Linked DNA regions of Mus musculus: region 1 is linked to region 2. The links are chromatin loops, found by intact Hi-C in ENCODE. Cell type or tissue: gastrocnemius. All regions are shown on one strand. Each heading gives the region's core, and the rest is flanking DNA. Links, peaks and the distances in the headings are about the cores only.

The links. Hi-C counts contacts between places; a loop is a spot of excess contacts. Peaks named below come from ENCODE experiments on the same cell type or tissue, not always from the same donor. Only the 100,000 strongest peaks of a DNase experiment are listed, where the experiment ranks them.
Region 1: a loop joins it to region 2, with 5 times the contacts of the local background. A loop is called at or near these places in 1 of 42 quality-filtered maps.

What each region holds. Positions count from the first base shown.
Region 1 is chr4:109,485,461-109,489,849 of GRCm38, forward strand. No RefSeq gene overlaps it. Among named protein-coding and RNA genes, the nearest start is that of Rnf11, 11 kb to the left of the region's middle. In gastrocnemius, for the core only: no CTCF peak of the experiment used is centred there; no DNase peak of the experiment used is centred there.
Region 2 is chr4:109,972,349-109,976,737 of GRCm38, forward strand. It overlaps Dmrta2os (a long non-coding RNA gene), which reads right to left. Exons shown (of 4, transcript XR_868017.3): 4 at 831-4,389. Among named protein-coding and RNA genes, the nearest start is that of Dmrta2, 3.5 kb to the right of the region's middle. In gastrocnemius, for the core only: no CTCF peak of the experiment used is centred there; a DNase peak (open chromatin) is centred at 2,492.

The DNA.
Region 1 (4,389 bases), core at 293-4,292, 490 kb before region 2:
ATTTCTCTCACTGTTAGCATTCTTTAGTTGCCTGTTTAGTTCTTTGTGTAGGGTTGAGGCCTCATGCGCCACACCACCCCACTTTGGCATGTTTACTATTGTCCTGGTTTAGCTCAGGTTTAAGCAGTCATGTTGGTGAGACTTTATTGGTGTAGCTTCTTCGGACATTCCTAGGAGAAACAGACTCACAGCAAATTCTCTGATCCTCTGACTCTTTCCAACCACTCTTCTAGAATGTTCCTGGGCCTTAGGTGTAAGAGTGTATCCAACGGCACTGGGCTCCACAACTCTACAATTTAATTGGGCAAGGGCTTTGACTTGTTCACTTCCGTGTCTTCACAACTGTGTCTTCAGCTTTGACAATTGTATCTACAATTGTGTGAACTATAGACATTGTTTTAAAATACATATGAATGGAACATGAGAGCAGAATGTTAGAGATGTGACCTCCTTCCCCAAGGATTATGGTATCAAGTGAGTCATGCAGTGACAAAATGATTAAAAAGCATAATGAAGGTATAGACAGAATGTTGTGTTTGTCAAACTTGTCCCTGCCAAGTGGGGCTCTGTATTCCGAGATAGGAAGTCCTCGAAGCTTTCAGAGAAGTAGGCTTAAGATGCAGAATGAATTGCTTAGTGTTTGAACAGTAAGTAACGAAACACATTAGAAAGGCAGGATGTGGGAAGAAGAAATGGAAAAATTGCCTCTCTGCCTGTTCTGCATTTATTAATGGAGCAGTAATGATGAGGCCTGGCCAGCACATTGAGCTGCACAGTTTATATGTGTTGTAAAGGTGCCCGGCTGGGGCAACAAGAGGTGACTGCAATTCAGAAGTTATTTTCCAAGTTCCTGAAATTGCCCAGAGGGCAGACTCTTCCCTTGTGGTGCACACTGTTCTATTTCCACAAAGGCACTGCAGAATATGCCAGGGGTCTTACTGTGGGTAATGGGGCAAGCCAATCACTAGTGTGTTGGGGTCCAATGCAAAGAGTATAGCCCCTTAGTTGCCACAGAAGTCTTTACTCCAGCAATACTAGAGTCAGATTCAAAATGTTGTCCTCACTGAACCATATGAAAAGATATGACTGATATTTACCATACATAGCCCATTTTCTAGTCTTACTTGTATTGTTGAAAGAGAATACTTTTGGTATTGGGACACACACACAGGACAGTCCGTGAGCTGTCTTCCTTATCCTATTATCATGGTTAAATGAAGGGAGGACATGTTTTTCTCTGACCTCCACAAATGGACTGAGACACACAACTCACACACACACACACACACACACACACACACACACACACACACACACCCCAGATAGATGTAGTAAATTCTATTCAGAACAGGGAGCGTGGAGAGGAAGCTTTGGGGCCATAACTCTTAGAATTAACAGCTTTGGTCTTGGGTTGGGACCTGGGAACTTGTGAGTTAGAAGCAGGAAGATAAGGGACTTACATCATCCTGGGTTATGTAAGGAGTTTAAGGTTAGTTGAGGCTTTAAGAGAACCCAAATTCAGAATGTCTAAAACACACCATGCTCTCCCCACCTCTTTGATCATGCTTGGAAAGTTCTCCTAAACGAGGGGGTTATCTTTCTGTGTTTGTTTTTTCAAGTGAGGGTTTCTCTGTGTAGTCATGGAGGTCCTGGAACTCACTCTGTAGACCAGGCTGGCCTTGAACTCAGAGATCCATCTGTCTCTGCCTTTCTAGTTCTGGGATTAAAGGCGTGCACCACCATCGCCCAGACTTTTCTTCTTTTAACGTTTGAGCTTGTGAGATGGCTCATCAGTTAAAAGGTCCTTGCTGTCTAGCCTGATAACCTGAGCTTGATCCCCAAGACAGGGGGGGTGACCTACAAATCATCCTCAGACCTTCACACACATGTGCCCTGCCATGTGTGTGCCCACACATACTAACACAAGAAACAAGTTAAAATGTAACTAAAAGCTGGGTGTTTAATCCCAGCACCTGCCAGGGAGAGGCAGGTGGATCTCTTGAGTTAGAGGCCAACCTGGTCTACATAGCAAGTTCCAGGATGGCCAATGGCTACGTCATAAAACCCTGTCACCAAAAACAAGCAAACAAACAAATGTAATTTTAAAAAGAGAAGAGAGGGGCGGAGCATACCCAGATGCCTCTGCCTGTGAGCCAGCAAGTGGAAGACACCCAGACTGCCCTGAGGTGGGAGGGAAAACCAGAACCATGTGTGCACAATCAAGAGAGGCAGAACAGGAGACTTGAGAGTAGAGAGGTACAGCCTGTTATGAGTAGCTTGTGCTGCCATCTGAGGCCATTATGAGGTCCTGGCCTGTGCTAGCTGCCAAGGACCATGTCCAGGTCCCCGCTGGACCTGCAGCAGCCAGGGTCTATGACAATGTCTGTGACCCATGTTACCACCAAAGCCATGCAGATGCCCGTGGTCTGGTTGCCTCCTGGGGCCATGTTGATGTCAGAGGGGATGAGTGGTACTTTCCATACCTTGCCTGGGCAGCACAGTTAGATCTGGCCCTGGTTGGGTGGGCTCAGCCCTGAGGGCATGGGCTAAGGAGAGCTGGCTCTGATCCAGTCTGGGCAGGCTGGGAGAGCTGCTCTACTCCACACTGGGCTGGTGCTGGAGAGCTAGCCCTAAGGGCATGAACATGGGAGAGCTAGTGAGCTGACCAACTCAGCAACCACCCAAGCCCAGATCTAGGGCTTCGAGTTGGCCCACCCCAACATCTTTCCAGTCTATGAACTGCTGGAGCTACATGAAGAGGCAGGTCCTCCAGAACCAAAGCTGCAGGATCTCCATGACACAGGGAAACAACAGGATATCTGAGAAGAGTTCCAGTAATGATCTAGTATTGATAGTGTAGTAGAAGCCAGAGACCTTAAACCAGACATAGGCAGGTGGATCAAGCTGTTTGGGTGTACTGTGGGCACACCATAGCATGCAGCAGCTTCCATGGCAAGATATTTTTTTCTTCTTCATTTTTTAAAATACTTTTCTTTTGGAAGGGAGGTTACAAGGGCAGAGGGTAGATATGGAGGGATGAGAAATGAGTGAGACTGGGGTGCATGATGTGAAATTTACAGAATCAATAAAAAAAAAAATTAGAGAGCAGGACTGGAGAGATGAGAGCACTGACTGTTCTTCTAGAGGTCCAGAGTTCAAATCTCAGCAACCACATGGTGGCTCACAACCATCTGTAACGAGATGCCCTCTTCTGGAGTGTCTGAAGACAGCTAGTGTACCGACATATAATAAATAAATAAATAAATAAATAAATAAATAAATCTTTTTTAAAAATTAGAGAGAAGAAGAGGAAGAAAAGGAGGAGGAGGAGGAGGAGGAGGAGGAGGAAGAAGAAGAAGAAGAAGAAGAAGAAGAAGAAGAAGAAGAAGAAGAAGAAGAAGAAGAAGAAGCCAGGCTATGGTGGTACACACCTTTAATTCCAGCACTCAGGAACTCAGGAGACAGAGGCAGATTTATCTGATCTTTGAGGCCACCTTGGTCTGCAAAGCGAGTTCCATGACAGGGCTACACAGAGAAACCTTATCTTGAAAACCAGAGAGAAATAGAGAGGGAAGGGAAGAGGGAGAGGAGTAAGCAGGGGGCTGGAGAGATAGTCCATAAGTTGAGTGTTTTGCCTCATAGGTTTGGTTCCCAGCAACTGTCTGTGACTCCAGTTTCAGGAATTCTAATAGCCTCTTCTGACCTCTGAAGGGACCAGGCACTCATATGATGCACACATGTGTACACACATACCACATATAATATACACAAAAATAAAAATATGTCTTTAAAAGAAAACTCTACTGAAAAAGATAAGATTAGGGAGGAAGGGGAAGGGAGAAATAGTACAATTATAATCTCAAAAAATAAATAATTTTTTAAAAGATAAAACTCAATTCTCAGCCAGACGTGGTGGCACACGCCTTTAATCCCAGCACTCGGGAGGCAGAAGCAGGTGGATTTCTGAGTTCGAGGCCAGCCTGGTCTACAGAGTGAGTTCCAGGACAGCCAAGGCTACACAGAGAAACCCTGTCTCAAAAAAAAAAAAAAAAAAAAAAAAACTCAATTCTCTGGGAAGCTCACTCTGATATCTGATATTTCTTTTGGACAGATATTTCTTTTTTTTTTTTAAGATTTATTTATTTTATGTACAGTACATGAGTGCTCTATCTGCATGTACATCCGCATGCCAGAAGAGGGCATTAGATCATATTACAGATGGTTGTGAGCCACCATGTGGTTGCTGAGGACTGAACTCAGGACCTCTGGAAGAGCAGACAGTGCTGTTAGTCACTGAGCCATCTCTCTAGCTCCTGGACAGATATTTTCTTTGTCATCTGTGCTCACTCATTAGGAGCATGGTATTGGCATCTGCCATGTCTACTGACC
Region 2 (4,389 bases), core at 254-4,253:
GAAACAAGTACCTGACCCTAGCCAAGAAAGGTCATCTGAGATGTCGGGATGTGTGTGGCTGGGGGAGGCACATGCAGATCATGAAACAGTCCTGTGGTAACCGGCCAATAATTTGGGGGAAAAGTTACACCTTCCATAAAAACTAATTTCAACTTAACTAATTATAGAAATAATGAAAAGAGCTAAGGGTAAAATAATATAAGGTAATAATTATCTTAGAAGTTTAAAACTGGAAAACCTTTAAGATACTATAAATGTACACCATTTTTAAGAGAAATTTAACAAGCATGCCTACACACTCAAAAAAGTATAAAGCCCCAGGATAGTAATAGGAAAGCTTGTAGCCCGAAATGGAGAGATGCAGCAGACATGGCAGAAAGGAGAGTACTGCTGCTTTGGCTGTGTACATGGCTACCGAGCTAAGCCAAAGTAAGGTAGCCTTAATTCCTTAAAGGACTAATGCAGGTTATTTTTAAATGGACCACAATGACTAAGAAATAAAGAAAAAAACGAAGAAAATGTAAATTGCCATGCCTGTGAGATACTCCTTGCTTGAATTAACAAAGATTAAAAAGATCCCAAGACTCATCTGTTGAGCACCTTGCCTGGAGGCTGCTTGACAGGTAGCTATCAAGCGCCTGAGAGAGAGAGAGAGAGAGAGAGAGAGAGAGAGAGAGCTTGAGCCTCTGATCACTCGATCTTATTTCTAGTAATTTATCCTAAGGAAATAATTGGTCACATTCATAAAGGATGCTCATGATAGCAGTGTTATTAGAGCATAAAATGGAGACTATTTAACTAACTGGCTAAACAAGATACATCCATAAAGATTATGAAAAAAATGCTTATATTTGTAAACATGGTGCATATATTGGTAAATGAGCACACAAAAATAGTTTACAAAGATATACACCAAAATATACTCTGCAACATTTTCTAAAACGTCTGTAAGATATTTACTTTATGAGAACAAGCAAGCACTGGCAGAGTCCATTTGGGAGAGCTGATGCTCGTATCAAGGGTCCCTTCAGGAAGCCCCTTCACACCTACTGCTCTGCCCTGAGGTCAATGGTGTGTGACCATGTGCCTAGTTGATCAGTCAACTCTGTAAGAACATGTTACAAGTAATTAATCTCTCTCTACTCCTCTGAGAGCAGGGCACATTCTAGAGACTCAACACATAGAGTGGCCAGATTCTCCGTTTTCCTCGAATAACTGCTGAATTTAAAGAAATCAACCCTAAAAGTAATCGCTAGGTCCCACAGTATACTCAGAACTGAGGTGAAGGGACGACTGGACACTGGGTCTGGATTTCTTTTGTAAAGGCTGATCAGCGTGGTGTTACCTCACTGCTTTGGGCCTCTCAGGTCTGAAATGGGCCATTGCACTTCCTAAAAGCACTGTGTGCTAAGCAACACAGGCCACACCTATGGTTTAGCTGAGTGGCAAACATGGGAGACACTTCAAAATAGAAAGTCTTGAAACCTTGGGCAACCCCTACTCCCTTGCAGGGCTTGTCCTAGGAGGGCAGTAGCTGTGGCTACTGATTGGGGCTTGGTGTTGTCCCCCCTGCTATTCTCTGTTCAGTGTGGTGCCTTCCCTTGTTCCCCTCAGGTGGCCCTTCCACCTGCTGCTTGAGAATAAGATGCCCAGTGCCCTTTCCCCAAAGAAGCGAAGCACCAGGGTGCAGGGGAAAAGTCTCAAGTGGAACCCAGAGCTTTGCAGAAGTGGTCAGGGAATGGTGCTCAGTTCTTGAAATTTGTACCGCCTTCCAGCTAGGAATCGGTTTCTCACCTGAAAAGTGAGATAATAGGACCGAATGGGGGAAGATGGGTCTTCAGAAATCACTGCAGGGAAAGTGCAAGACGCTGGAGCCCTCACAGGAAGAACAGGGCAAAAACCCAGAGCCACAGTGGGCAGTGTGGTTCCTTGTTTTGTTTCCAAACTCCAAAGTTGTGTCGACTTTTCTTGGCCCTAGCATAGGCCTTCCACCAAGGGCTCTTTCAACAGAACCAGGCTGCCCTCTCACCATTTGCGCTGGGCACGCACGACTAGAGGGCTTAATCAGTAAAGACTGGAGAAAAATGTCTCGTGTGCTGGCGTCCACGCCTGCGTCCAAGCAGGAACAGGAGCCACTATGGTGTGGGAAAACGCTTGTCAGGAATGCCTGCCTTCGGAGACACTGTCTCCCAAGGCGCCTACTTCTTCCTCCAGCCCCTTCCCAGGTGTAGAGTTTGAGCCAAACCAACGGAATCCAGAGCTTTGGAAAGGGGTCTATACGGGAGGGGCAACTCCGTCCCGGAGCCACCGGTTTGGGGATAATTACTTTTAATGTCAGAAAGATTTAGTTTAATATCATCTCTATTAGGCTGCCGGGAGGGTAATTAAACGGGACGCGTCGCAGCCGGCAAACAGATGGCGTCTGCTTGCTCCGAGGCCGCGGGCAAACAGCGCAAAAGTCAATGCTTCCCAGGTCCCCCCATTGATACCCGCAGCCCTTCTCCTAGTCGGTAGTACAGAATCTTCACTCTTGGGCCCCCAACCCCGCATCATCCCGGGCCCCCACCTGGGCCTTCCCTCTGGGCCTCTGCTGTGGAGTGGCCGTGAGTGATAGATGGCGTGGATCGAGCGTGAGGGTGTGGAGGACTTCTTGGCTGGGTGCACACACCCCATCCCCACCCACCGGGCAGACTCATCAGCAGATGATTCTGAGCTGAGGACACTTCTGAAAGTGTGAGCTGGGTCCTCACTGTCAGTCACTTCCTTTGGAGTGGCTTCGGTCTTGAGCTTTTTCTGCCCGGGTCCCGGCAGGCGGAGAAGGTCTGGGGCGCTATGCACTAGCATAATATTGCCTGAGGATATGCCCAGTGCTGAGTGTGCATACTCGCGACCTGGTTTGGCTGGGTCCACAGGCGAACATGCTTAAGAGAGCACACTGTGGAGTTAAACTTTTTGAAAGGGTCCCTTAGGTGGGAGAACGTCAGAGGTGAGCGCACCCCCCCCCCCCGTGTGTACATGAAAGGTGTGTCCGACCCTGCACTGAGGTCCTAAGGGTGGAGTTCTGTTGGGATGTGCGTGGTGGTGGTGGTGGTGATGATGATGGGTCTTCCTTGTCCTCCTGTTGGATATGTGCTCCCTAAGGCTAGCGGCTTAGCTGGGTCACTTCCAGTCCTCTCCATTTTGGGCAGGGCTCCTATCAGCAGAAGCTAACATCAGGAAGGGCCTGGGAAGCCGACAAGGGCATGGTTCTCTCAGTCCAGAACAAGCCTTTTTTTTCCTGATTCCTTCCTTAATTCTTCACGTGAATGCCCCCATCGGCGACTTGGGAAAAGAGAGCTTGGAAACTCAGACCCGGGGAGATATCAACTAGAGGAAAGAGCATCCGGATCGGGGTACACCCTGTGGTTTGGCCTGAGCTGTTTTGCAGGATGCGATACCTCCTGCCTTTTAAGAAAAGGAAGTTCAGCCCGGCATGGTGGCTCAGGACTTTAATCCCAGCACTGGAAAGGCAGAGGCAGGCGGATCTCTGTGTGTTCAGAGTCCAGCCTGGTCTACAAAGCGAGTCTAGGCAGGGCTTGTTACACTATGAAACAACCCTGTCTGTGGGAAAGGAAGAAACAAAACAAGACAAGACAAAACAGGTTCGATCCAGCTCAAAGCAAGAGCTGGGGTTCCGGTAACCGTTGTCGTCTCCATCTAAGTGTCAGGACATCTAAGTGCGCAAGCCTCAGGTGCGAGAAAAGTTAGGCCACCCTTCCCAGAAAACTAAGCGGATCTGGTTAGGTTATTTTGTTTGGGGGTCCACATTTTTTTTCTGAAATATTCCCCCCAAAAGCTCTAAAAGCAGGCGAGTAGAAGCCTCGCGTGGAATCTGGCAGCACGCGAAGCCTCCCTGCCCCTCCCTCCCACAGGCCAGCACTCAGGCATAGTCAGAGTTATTCTACCCTCTGGCCCCTGGAGATCTCGAGACCCTTAACTCCCTATCAAATCCTTTCTCCCGGCTCTGGAGAACTTTCCCTGTGGCGGGCACCAGGCTACTATTCTATATTATTCGTGTCCAGGCTCCTTTGAAACAGGCCTGGCGAACTTTCTGGAAGCTGTCTGCTAGATTCTGAGGCTCAACGCCCCTTCTTATCTCCCCCAGTCGGATCCTCAGTTGGCTCCTTGGGCGGAGCGCATCCTGACCCTTGCAGGACCATGGTTCTGTTTTGGGGTCCTGCTGATCTCCTCTTCTTTCCAGTCCCAGTCGCGGGTCCTCCTGAGGCAGGCTCTGGGTGCCTAGCAGATGACCGTCTGCAGTGGCAGAGACCCGACTTCCGACGCCCAAGGGTTTCTAAAAATCAATGCCAAAACGCACGGCAGGGATCGGAAAGGGAGTAAGGAGATAGT